Regions from separate parts of the Homo sapiens genome. Here region 2 is linked to region 1. The links are chromatin loops, found by intact Hi-C in ENCODE. Cell type or tissue: chondrocyte. All regions are shown on one strand.

Region 1 (5,000 bases):
GACTGGTTTGCCCACATCTGTCCTCACCCCATGCAGAGTGGTCACCCAGCCCGATGCTTGAAAATGCATCAAACCATGTTGCTTCTCTGCAGGAAACCCTAAGGTTCCCATTTCATACACAGCCAACGACATATCCTTATATTCGCTCCCAGGCCCTTTCTGGTGGAGCACAAATCTCCTTAACTTTATCAGCCCTTCCTCACCCCCTTTCCAGCCACAGTGACCACCTGCTGTTCCACTATGCTCCAACGTGCCCCACCTCCAAGACTCTGCATGTGTGGTCCCCTCAGATGCTCCAGGGAGGCCCCCTCGCCCTTGTGGGGTCCCTGCTCACGTGTCACCTTCGCCCATGGGGAACAGCACCCCATCCCAGCCAGGGCACCACCCACCTCCCGCCTGCTGTTTCTCTCTGGGTCACTCGCTGGGGCTTCTTATGTGCAGGGGCCTCTCTCTGGTTTTCCATCTGCATTTCTCTGGAAGGTCTGATCTTTGAGGGCAGAGGTTTTTATTTCTTCCGTTTGTGACTGTAGGCCCTGGCCCAGGACAATGACTGGCATAGAGGGTGTGCCCTGACAGGCAGGTGGAACGAATAAGTGAAGAAATGAGTGCCTGCATGTGCACCTAACTGCTGCTTGGGTAAACAGCAAATGTATAAAATGATTTCACATTGTTGGGGTGATTTTACTCTTTCCTTTCTGTCTTTCCCTGAGTCTAAATCTTTCTATAATTGGCATGTAATGACACACAATGGACATGCAATTCCTCACAAGGAACAGCTTCCAACAGCCTGCCTTTGAGGAGACATTTCCAGATGGCTTTATTTCTGTGGTGGCGGCAGAACCCACTTGCTGGGCTGCCACAGTAATGTTTAAAGATCTGATCCTGTAACTAAATGAAGAAAGGTAGGGAGTAGCAAGAAATTACACTTAGTAACTCCCTCTTCATTCTCTGGAGAAGAGAACATGGCCTTTCTACCAGGAGACTGGCACCAGGGACTTGGGAAGGGGCTGGGACCCATGCCTGGTACCTCTCATCCTAGTCTCCCCCTGCACCTGACAAGCAGAAAGTGCCCAATAAATACTTGTTGAAATAACAAAATGGGCTCTGATGCTTCTCCCCAAGAATGTGCCTGGGAGGTGAGGCTGGAGTTTCACCCATCGAGAAAAGCAGAAACATCCAGAGGTCTCCAACTCCAACATTTCCTGCCCTGCCCCCACCCCCGCCCCCAGCCACGAGAGGCCAGGAGAGGATCAGGAAGCAGGAGCTGCGGAACATACAGCTTCACATTGGCTGGTGCCCAGGCTTCAGCACCAACAGGGCTCCAAAACCTAACAGGACGGGGCTGGCTCAGAGCAACACTCTACTCCGAAGACGGGCATATATCACCCTACAGGTCTCAATTCCACGTCTCTTTCATTTAACCATTGAAGAACATTTTTTGCTCTAATCGTAAAAGTTATGCTCAATGAAAACAATTTGGAAAACTGAAAAATTATAAAGCAGTTCTTTCATCCCACAGGGACAGCTACTGTTACATTCTCCTCCGTGCTCTGTGTGTGTGTGTGTGTGTGTGTGTGTGTGTGTGTGTACAGAACCATGAGTAACCAGCTGCTGCTGAAAATGATGTTTTTACATGAGAAAGTCAGGGTCTTCTATGGGTTCATCAATAGTACTACTACCAGCAAGGACAATCGTGACATGTAAAGGCATCTGTTATTTACTGGGCAACGGCAAAGTGCCAGAGCAGAGTGAGTGGGGGACATACCTCCCCCAACAGCATCTCCACACCAGCCCGAGGTGATCTCATCAGCTGGTTTCACAGACCCGGGACTCTTCCAAAACAACCCTCCTAATACGCGTGGCACCGCATTCCCAGGACACAACGTCACTCAGGGAGCAAGCACGCTGCCAAGTCCTCCCTTATGGCTCATTTGTTGCAGAGGGACTGGGCTTGCATAACCCACCCTGGCCAGGATGGCATAACCCACTCAGGGCAGGTGGACCTGCTGTAGCCTGATCAGCACTCCAAGGGACTTCACGTCCCCCAGAGATTCCTATTAAACCAAAGTGAGAGCGACAGGGCTGTAGGGCTCAAGAGGAATCACAGTTTAAGGAAATAATTTCACAGTTCATAAGCACAGTGGGAAAGAAAATGCTGGAACTCTTCCCTAGGAATGTGACTTAACTGAGGCGTGTTCAACCCCGTTACTCAGGCCATGGAGGAGGAAGAAAAGGCTTTGGCACTGACTTGTTCCGTTGAGGTCGACCATCAAGCCATGCTGTACATGCTCCTGAATGAGCTGCAATGTCCGTTCAAAGATTTCTCCCGCCCGTGCCTGTTCAACTGTGTAAGGATCCCTCGGATACCGGAACAAGGCCAGCAAATCATTTGGAGAACGAGGACGGCTAACCAGAGTTTAGGGGGAAGAAAGGAAGAATGAAACAAATTACTGAAGATAAAATTCATAGTACCCCAAAATATAATCATTGCTATTAATATTTCTACGGCTACTTTCTACAACATAATGTACTATACCTTCCTCATCCGAAGTGGGAGGCAACAAAACAAAAACAAAACAAACAGACAAAAACCGGAAGACACTAAAAACAAATAATTAATTAAGTCAATAGAGAAAATCACAGATATTGCATTTCACATAAGATGCAGAAAAACTGCTTTGGAATCAGCAACGTGAACAAATACACTAATGACTTTTAAACTATTTGTTTTTGCCAAATCATTTAGTCATAAGCCAAAGGAATGAGTTGAAATTTTCAAAGAATGTTTTGGTTGTGGATCATAGCCAAATTCTATTTGAAAAGCACACATCCTTCTGTTATTTCAACCCCCAGAAAACTCAGATGCCCATGTTGTTCATGATTTTTAAATTAAACATTTTGATCATCAGATAATCAAATCAAAATTCATATATTAGAACTGCATGCATTCTTTAATCACTCCCACCTTCACCCTAAAGCTCAGTGATTTGAGGGTCAGCGTGTTTACAGCCCCACGATACCTGTCAAACAAATGTGTTCGGGTTGAGTTTATAGCTCTGTCAACAGTCGCAATCGCTTCCACGATGGAGGTAGCTACAAACGGATCTCCATTTCGACTGACGTCAGGAACTAGGAAAATACAAAGTCGCGTATTACCAGGAAAAATACTGCACAATTACTCATAAAATGATGTCTAGACACTACATCATTAGCCACAAGGCATACTTTTCTCCAAATGTTATTTCTATTTTTCAAACCCAAACTCAAATTATTTTATCACAAATTCTACTAGAAGCCGTTTCAGACAGCATGAAAATTACAGACTTTAGCTTTTGAAATCATGTTATACCTAAGAAGAAGACAGGAAGTAGTTATAATGTGAAGCATGGAAGATCTTACGCTATATGCAACAGCATGTGGGAGGTGTGGACTGAGGCCTCCCTGTGTGGCCAGCCCAGCAGACAAGATGTCTGTGGAGACACCTCAGTGTCCAGCAGATCTCGTCCATTCCTCTCATCAAAGGCCACAGCCTCCCTGGACTCCGGGATCCTAACCCACTCCCCTCTTTAAAGATCTGCTGCCTCCATGATCCCATCTTCTCACCTGTGGACTTGTATCATTACACAGGGAAACTCCCTCCTCACACACACCACACACCACACACACACAATCACATTATACACACAGGCGCACACACACCACCTACATAGAACATTATACACAGACACACACACTATACATAGCACATTACATGCACGCCACACACAGATCCACACCACACATGCACCACACACACAGCACATTATACACACATGTCACATTATACACAGAAACACATACCACACACAATCACATTATATACACAGAAACACATACGCCACCTACACAGAACATTATATAGAGACACACCACGCCACACATAACACATCACACACACGCCACACACAGATACATACCACACACACACCACACATATAGTACATTATACACACACAAATCACATTACACACACACACCACACACATCACATTATACACACACATCACATTGTACACACAAACACACATACACCACACACACAAATCACATTGCACAAACACACCAGAGGTATGCACCACACACTGCACATTATACACAGACACACAGACACCACACACACACATCTGCCCCTCCTGACAGCAACCTGCCCCTCCTGACAGAAACCTGTCCCCTCCTGACAGGGACCTGCCCCTCCTTACTGGGATCTGCCCCTCCTGGCAGGAACCTGCCTTCTCCTGACAGGAATCTGCCCCCTCCTGACGGAAACCTGCCCCCTCCTGACTGAAACCTGCCCCCTCCTGACTGAAACATGCCCCCTTCAGACAGGGACCTACCCCCTCCTGACACATGCCACCTACACAGCACATTAAACACAGACACACGCCACACATAGGACATGACGCACACACCACACACACACAGATTATATATGCAGATACACACAAAAATCACACATCCATCACACTACACTCAGATACACACGACACACACATCACATTAGACACACATACACACCACACAAATACAACACACCCAGCACCTTATAAATAACACGCACATAGCCCATCAAACATATAGATACACACGACACTATACACACAGATACACACTACACATACCAACACCATAGCATACCACACATACTCATCACACTATAAACACACAGACACACCACACAACACACACAAACACACACCCCAAACACCACACAAACACACAACATACACAAACACACCAAACCAAAGAAACACACACACACAGAATCACACACCTTATCTACCCCTAAAGTTACTGCCCTCTTTCTAGTTCCCTCTTGTCATTCTTTTCTGCTTAATAGTAAGTCCCTAGTTGATACTTTACCAAATACTATAAACTAATTCCAACCAACTTTTATTTTTAGTGATGAAAACAGCTCTAACCATCTCACCCAATGACATGAACCCTAATAAATCCAAAGTTGA
Region 2 (5,000 bases), 75 kb after region 1:
AAGACTTAACATAGATCTATGTGAGTATGACACTTTAGAAATCGAGAATTGCTTTTTAAAAAATAAAGACAGGGCTTTGGGAAGGGAAGGGCACACTCACGGATCATGTCCTGGACCCCCGGAAGGCAGAAAGTGTTGTCTCAAAAGGGAAAATCAGATGTTTCTTAAACACATAGGTCTGGTCGGTTAGACAAAATTGCCATTCTCAAATGCAGTGAACACTCTGCTTCCTTGTAATTTCCTGTTTGCATCCAAGTATCTGCTTCAACTAAAGTCAGCATATCAAGTAACCGCTGACGCTGACCAAGCCCTGCGAGCACACACAGCCCACCCTCCACCCGGAGAACCGCCACCGCCCCGTCACAGCCATCCCAAGTCCCTCCTGCTCCCTCCTCCTGAGCCTTGGACCAGCGGCTGCCCCTCCTTCAGACAAAGTTCTTTGGCCTCATATTTCAGTTTATCGCACTTAAATGTGCAGGATTCCATGCAAGCCGTAACGTAATAAGTAGCATCCATTGCAAGAGCAGCTACTGTGCTTGGCTGTGCGCTAGGAGGTTTGCACGCACAGCCTTCCTCACTCCTCAGGACCCCTACAGATGGGGAAGCCGAGGCTTCAAGGGGTGCGGTCACGTCCTCAAGGGAGCACATCCGGAAAGCACAGACCAGGACCCCAGCTCAAGGCTGGCACATGCCCTGCACCTGCTGCCAGCTCCACCACGCAGGTGCATTTTTCCTCAGCCCTCAGTTAGGCAGCCTTCCCATCCCTCTCAAGAACAGTCTCCACCGTGTCACACCACAGGTCAGTGGAGTCCAACCCCCTGCCCACCAGACCCCCTGTGAGTCAATCGCCGAGAGCCAGCTGAGTTCATCTCCATCCCCAGCACCTGCCAGCAGGGCCTCCACGTGGCGTGTTCTTTCTGACTTCCTAATAGTATAATTAAATATAACAACTTTAGAGTTGATCTAGTCTGAAAGGCAAGATATTTTCTCCCCTAAAGAAGATTGGTTAAGGACTGCTAAACTGTTCACTGTCTTGTGCTATTCTGCACAAGACTGTCCTGTTCCTTCTTTTGTTCTCTCTTCTTTGAGACAGGGTCTGGCTCTATTGCCCAGGCTTGAGTGCAGTGATGCAATCACAGCTCACTGCAGCCTTAACCTCCGAGGCTCAAGCAATCCTCCTGCCTCAGCCTCCAAGTGAGTAGCCAGGACTACAGGCGTATACCACCATGTGCAGCTAATTTTTGTATTTTTTGTAGAGACGGGTCTCGCCATTTTGCCCAGGCTGGTCTCTAAATCCCGAGCTCAAGAGATCCATCCGCCTCAGCCTCCCAAAGTGCTGGGATTACAAGCGTGAGCCACTGCACCCAGCCAACTGTCCTGTTCTCAACAACTAATGTAAACCCTGCAGCACAGATTCCGAGGCCGGTTTCGCTTGAGGCGGTCACACGGCAAGGGCACCTGCTGGCAGGGTCCCTGGGCCCTCAGCACAGAGCCTCTCTCTAGGAGCTACCAGCCGGAGAATACAGTCCCTCCGCATTATTTGCAGATTCCAAATTTGTGACTTCACCTCGAAAATCAGTACTTGGAGCACCTCCGCCATTATCTGCGGACAGGCGCAGAATGGGGAAAAATCGGAGTCACCTGATACCCAGGTCCACAGCTGAGCTGGTAAAGCTGACAACGGCCCTCTTGTTTCCACTCTCCTGCCGTAAACAGGGTCTTTTTCAAGGTCTATTTAGGGCCACGCATTTCACACTTTTTGTGCTTTTGTTGGTGATTTTGCTATTTAAAACGGCCCCAAAGCACAGTGTTGCCGTTCTGGCTGTGCTGCCCTCACGAGGAACAGGTGTGGTGGAGAAGCTCCACTCAGGAATGGGGGACAGTGTTCCCGGCCACAGCTCGTTAACAATGTCAGTGAATCAACAATGTACAGAAACAAAGTGTCCTTCAACAGGAATGCACGCGAAACAGGAGGATTTGAAAAAACTTTTGTGGCCACAGATATAGCCCTGCGAGTCCTCTAGAAGCGAGACAGGCCGAGCCCTCTTTTATTCAGCATTCTGGGGCTCTGCAGAACAGGACCACCATGGCTAACCAGGCTCCGCCCCGGGGAACAGCAGGCAGGGCGCTGGGCTGGCTGCTCTGTGAGCTCCTCCCAGTGCGGGGCCCGGTGTGACTATGGGTCTGGTAAGAACAGCTGACTGTGAGGCAGAGATCAAACAAGACACAGACAAGCCACACGGTGCGAACTGTCAGAACCTGGGATAAAGACAGAGCTGGCAAATAAACATACATGACAGGCACAAACGCTAGATGGTTTGGCTCTCAGGGCATACCGAAAATCAAACCATTTGCAGAAAAAACAAATTGTAAGAATCAAAATGCAGTCACTCAGCAAAGAAACATGAGCACTTACACAGGCTGTATTTCCACCATCCCGGGGTCAGAGACGGTGCCTTCAGCCCCTGACCCTCCCTTCAGCCCTCCCTCCTGACCCATTACAGGCTCCCCAACGAAGGTGCATTCTATATTAGTCCTGTAGTAAGTCAGTCACCACTGCTCAGCTACAGAGAACATCCATCCGCAGGATAATATGAACAGGGGCCAGGAAGAAAACACAACAGGGAAAGCCCACCGTAGGCCAACCACCATCCCTGGTGCAGATCAAAACCTCCCAGAATGTTCCTACAGCAGGGTGGGGGAGGGGGGTGAGGGATAAAAGTCTACACGTTGGATACAGTGTACACCACTCGGGTGATGGGTGCACCCAAATCTCAGGATTCACCACTGAAGAACTTATTCATGTAACCAAACACCACCTGTTCCCCAAAAATCTACTGAAATTTTTTTTAAAAAAAGATTTCTCTAGAAATGTGCCGTAAAAACAATCTAGACAGACACACACAAAAATGCATGCAATCACATTTTGGAAATATTGTTTGCAGGAGCAGAAAAGTAGAAACAAAGAAATGACCCATAATAAAAATTCTGTTAGGCAGATTTGGTCATTTCAAACAAATACTGTGTGGTCATTAACAATGATGATGGAGGCCTCTAATTATTGAACAGACACACAATCATAATATATTCCCAGATTTTAAAACCATACAAAGTGCATTATAGAGCAGAACATGTATCATGACCCAATTTTTGAAAATAGATACATGACAGATAAATATTAACAGGTAGACAAATACTGCTACGTACTACACACGCCTGAATGCTTCTGTGTGTGTGCATCTGAGAACAAAGCCCAGCTAATGTTTCTCCTGAATGACAGCAATGTGAGTAATTTGTTTCACTTTGTTCCTGTTTATTTTTAAATTTTTCTAACATGAACATGTGTAACTTGCATAAAAATATTTTAAAAATATGTTGTAAAAGAAAGCTGGATGATGCAATTAGTGGGTAAAAGAGCAGGCATCATAATTCTTAGCTTACAGCTTGTGGAGAAAAAGCTGCTGAGCCCTTGTGGCAAACAGGCCTGGCAGATTATACCCCTCTGTGTGCCCAACCAAACTCCACACCTACAAGAGGTGAACAGGGATGGGCAGTTGAGGGGTCCTGGGAGAGAAGGCAGTGGGGCAACTTTCCAAAGCTCTTACAAATTCATACACAACTTTAGAATTGCGCTAAGTAAACAGGAAGAGCCGGGGCTCCTTGGCTAAAGGGCAGCACCGCAGTCAGGCTCAGGGTATGGCGGACGGCCCAGCCACAGGCAGGGGAGGAGGCATGGTTTACATCTGAGTAAAACCACTTAAACATCCAGCTCCTGGTCCCCAGAAGCCAATGATCCAGGCTGAGAATTAGGGATTCCTGCTGGCTTCCTTCTAAGCCTCCACTGGTGACCCATTACTTCTCTAATTACCCAGGGCACATGTGAGGTCAAACCCAAATCTGTCCCATCCCTTAGAGAAAAGTCTTCAGTTAAGCAACTAGATTACAAGCAATCCGGCTGTGACCTATGGTTCCAGTCGCTGAAACCATTCTACCCTTAGCGCAATAATCACACTGGGCCATGATGCATAAACAAACTGCCTTTAATCCCCAAATGATAACAAAATGCTTCCTGTGAGAAGAGGAGGGAGAGAGTTTTAAAACTATCTGTGGTAGTACTTGCTACAGCCCACATTAGAAGCTGGGTTGGGAGGTGGTAAAATCACTGTAAGTCCCAGAACACAGAAGCAAGCAAAGGGAATATCAACATCACAGACCTCTCTGAAAAGTGATAAGCAGGCAGAGCTGCTCCATCCTTGCCAACAGAACACTGTTGAGAGCGCGCGCGCACACACACACACACACACACACACACATGAACTAGTGAGAGGAAGTTTTAAGAGAGCGAGCAATAATTGTGTGCTATTAAACTTTGGGACAGCTATGGCAAAAACTGAGAAGCTCACGGTCCACTTCCACTTCCTGGACATGCAGCTGACCTCCGCATCCCAGCACCCTTGCATCTGGGCTTCCTGGACAGGCAGCTGACCTCCGCATCCCAGCACCCTTGCATCTGGGTTGAGACGTGTGCTGTCTCTCCAGTGCGCTGGGAGCAGAAACAGCGCATCAGCTCCGAGCAGGTGGGAGCAGAGAGCCTTCACATAACCTCCTCTCTCCCCTTCCGTGACAGCTTCGAGGCCAGGGATGGATGATGGTGGAGCTTCAGGCGGGGCACAGCTGGGATCCTTGGGTCAATGTCAGAGCAAACATGTTCTTACCAAGCCAGACTAAACAGCTTGGCTTGTGACAACTACTCACCTCTGCCTCTGCCAGAAGTGGGCAGCCACAGACGAAATGGAGACAGATCGGCCTGACACATCCCACAGAGCTCAGGCACAAAACACGCAGCTATCCCAAGGCTTAGAGCTGAGCCTCCAGTGAAGAGCTGCCCAGCCAAGAACATTTGCACGGGGTTTTGTGTGAGTGGGGCAGGAACTCACACTGTTTTAAGGCACTGAGGTTCTGCCATTGTTCAGGACACCAACTAAAGCCGAATGGCCCTG

Evidence for each region. Peaks named below come from ENCODE experiments on the same cell type or tissue, not always from the same donor. Only the 100,000 strongest peaks of a DNase experiment are listed, where the experiment ranks them.
Region 2: it touches region 1 in a loop (3-fold over the local background); 33 of 110 quality-filtered maps call a loop at or near these places.

What each region holds. Positions count from the first base shown.
Region 1 is chr2:1,651,380-1,656,379 of GRCh38, forward strand. PXDN (peroxidasin) reads right to left here. Exons shown (of 23, transcript NM_012293.3): 15 at 3,021-3,129; 16 at 2,249-2,406. Among named protein-coding and RNA genes, the nearest start is that of LALTOP, 28 kb to the left of the region's middle. In chondrocyte, no CTCF peak of the experiment used is centred here; a DNase peak (open chromatin) is centred at 1,882.
Region 2 is chr2:1,726,868-1,731,867 of GRCh38, forward strand. All of the region lies in intron 1 of PXDN (peroxidasin), which reads right to left. Among named protein-coding and RNA genes, the nearest start is that of PXDN, 15 kb to the right of the region's middle. RefSeq lists enhancers at 1,241-1,923, 1,924-2,606, 3,534-4,139. In chondrocyte, no CTCF peak of the experiment used is centred here; DNase peaks (open chromatin) are centred at 650, 1,424, 2,144 and 4,704.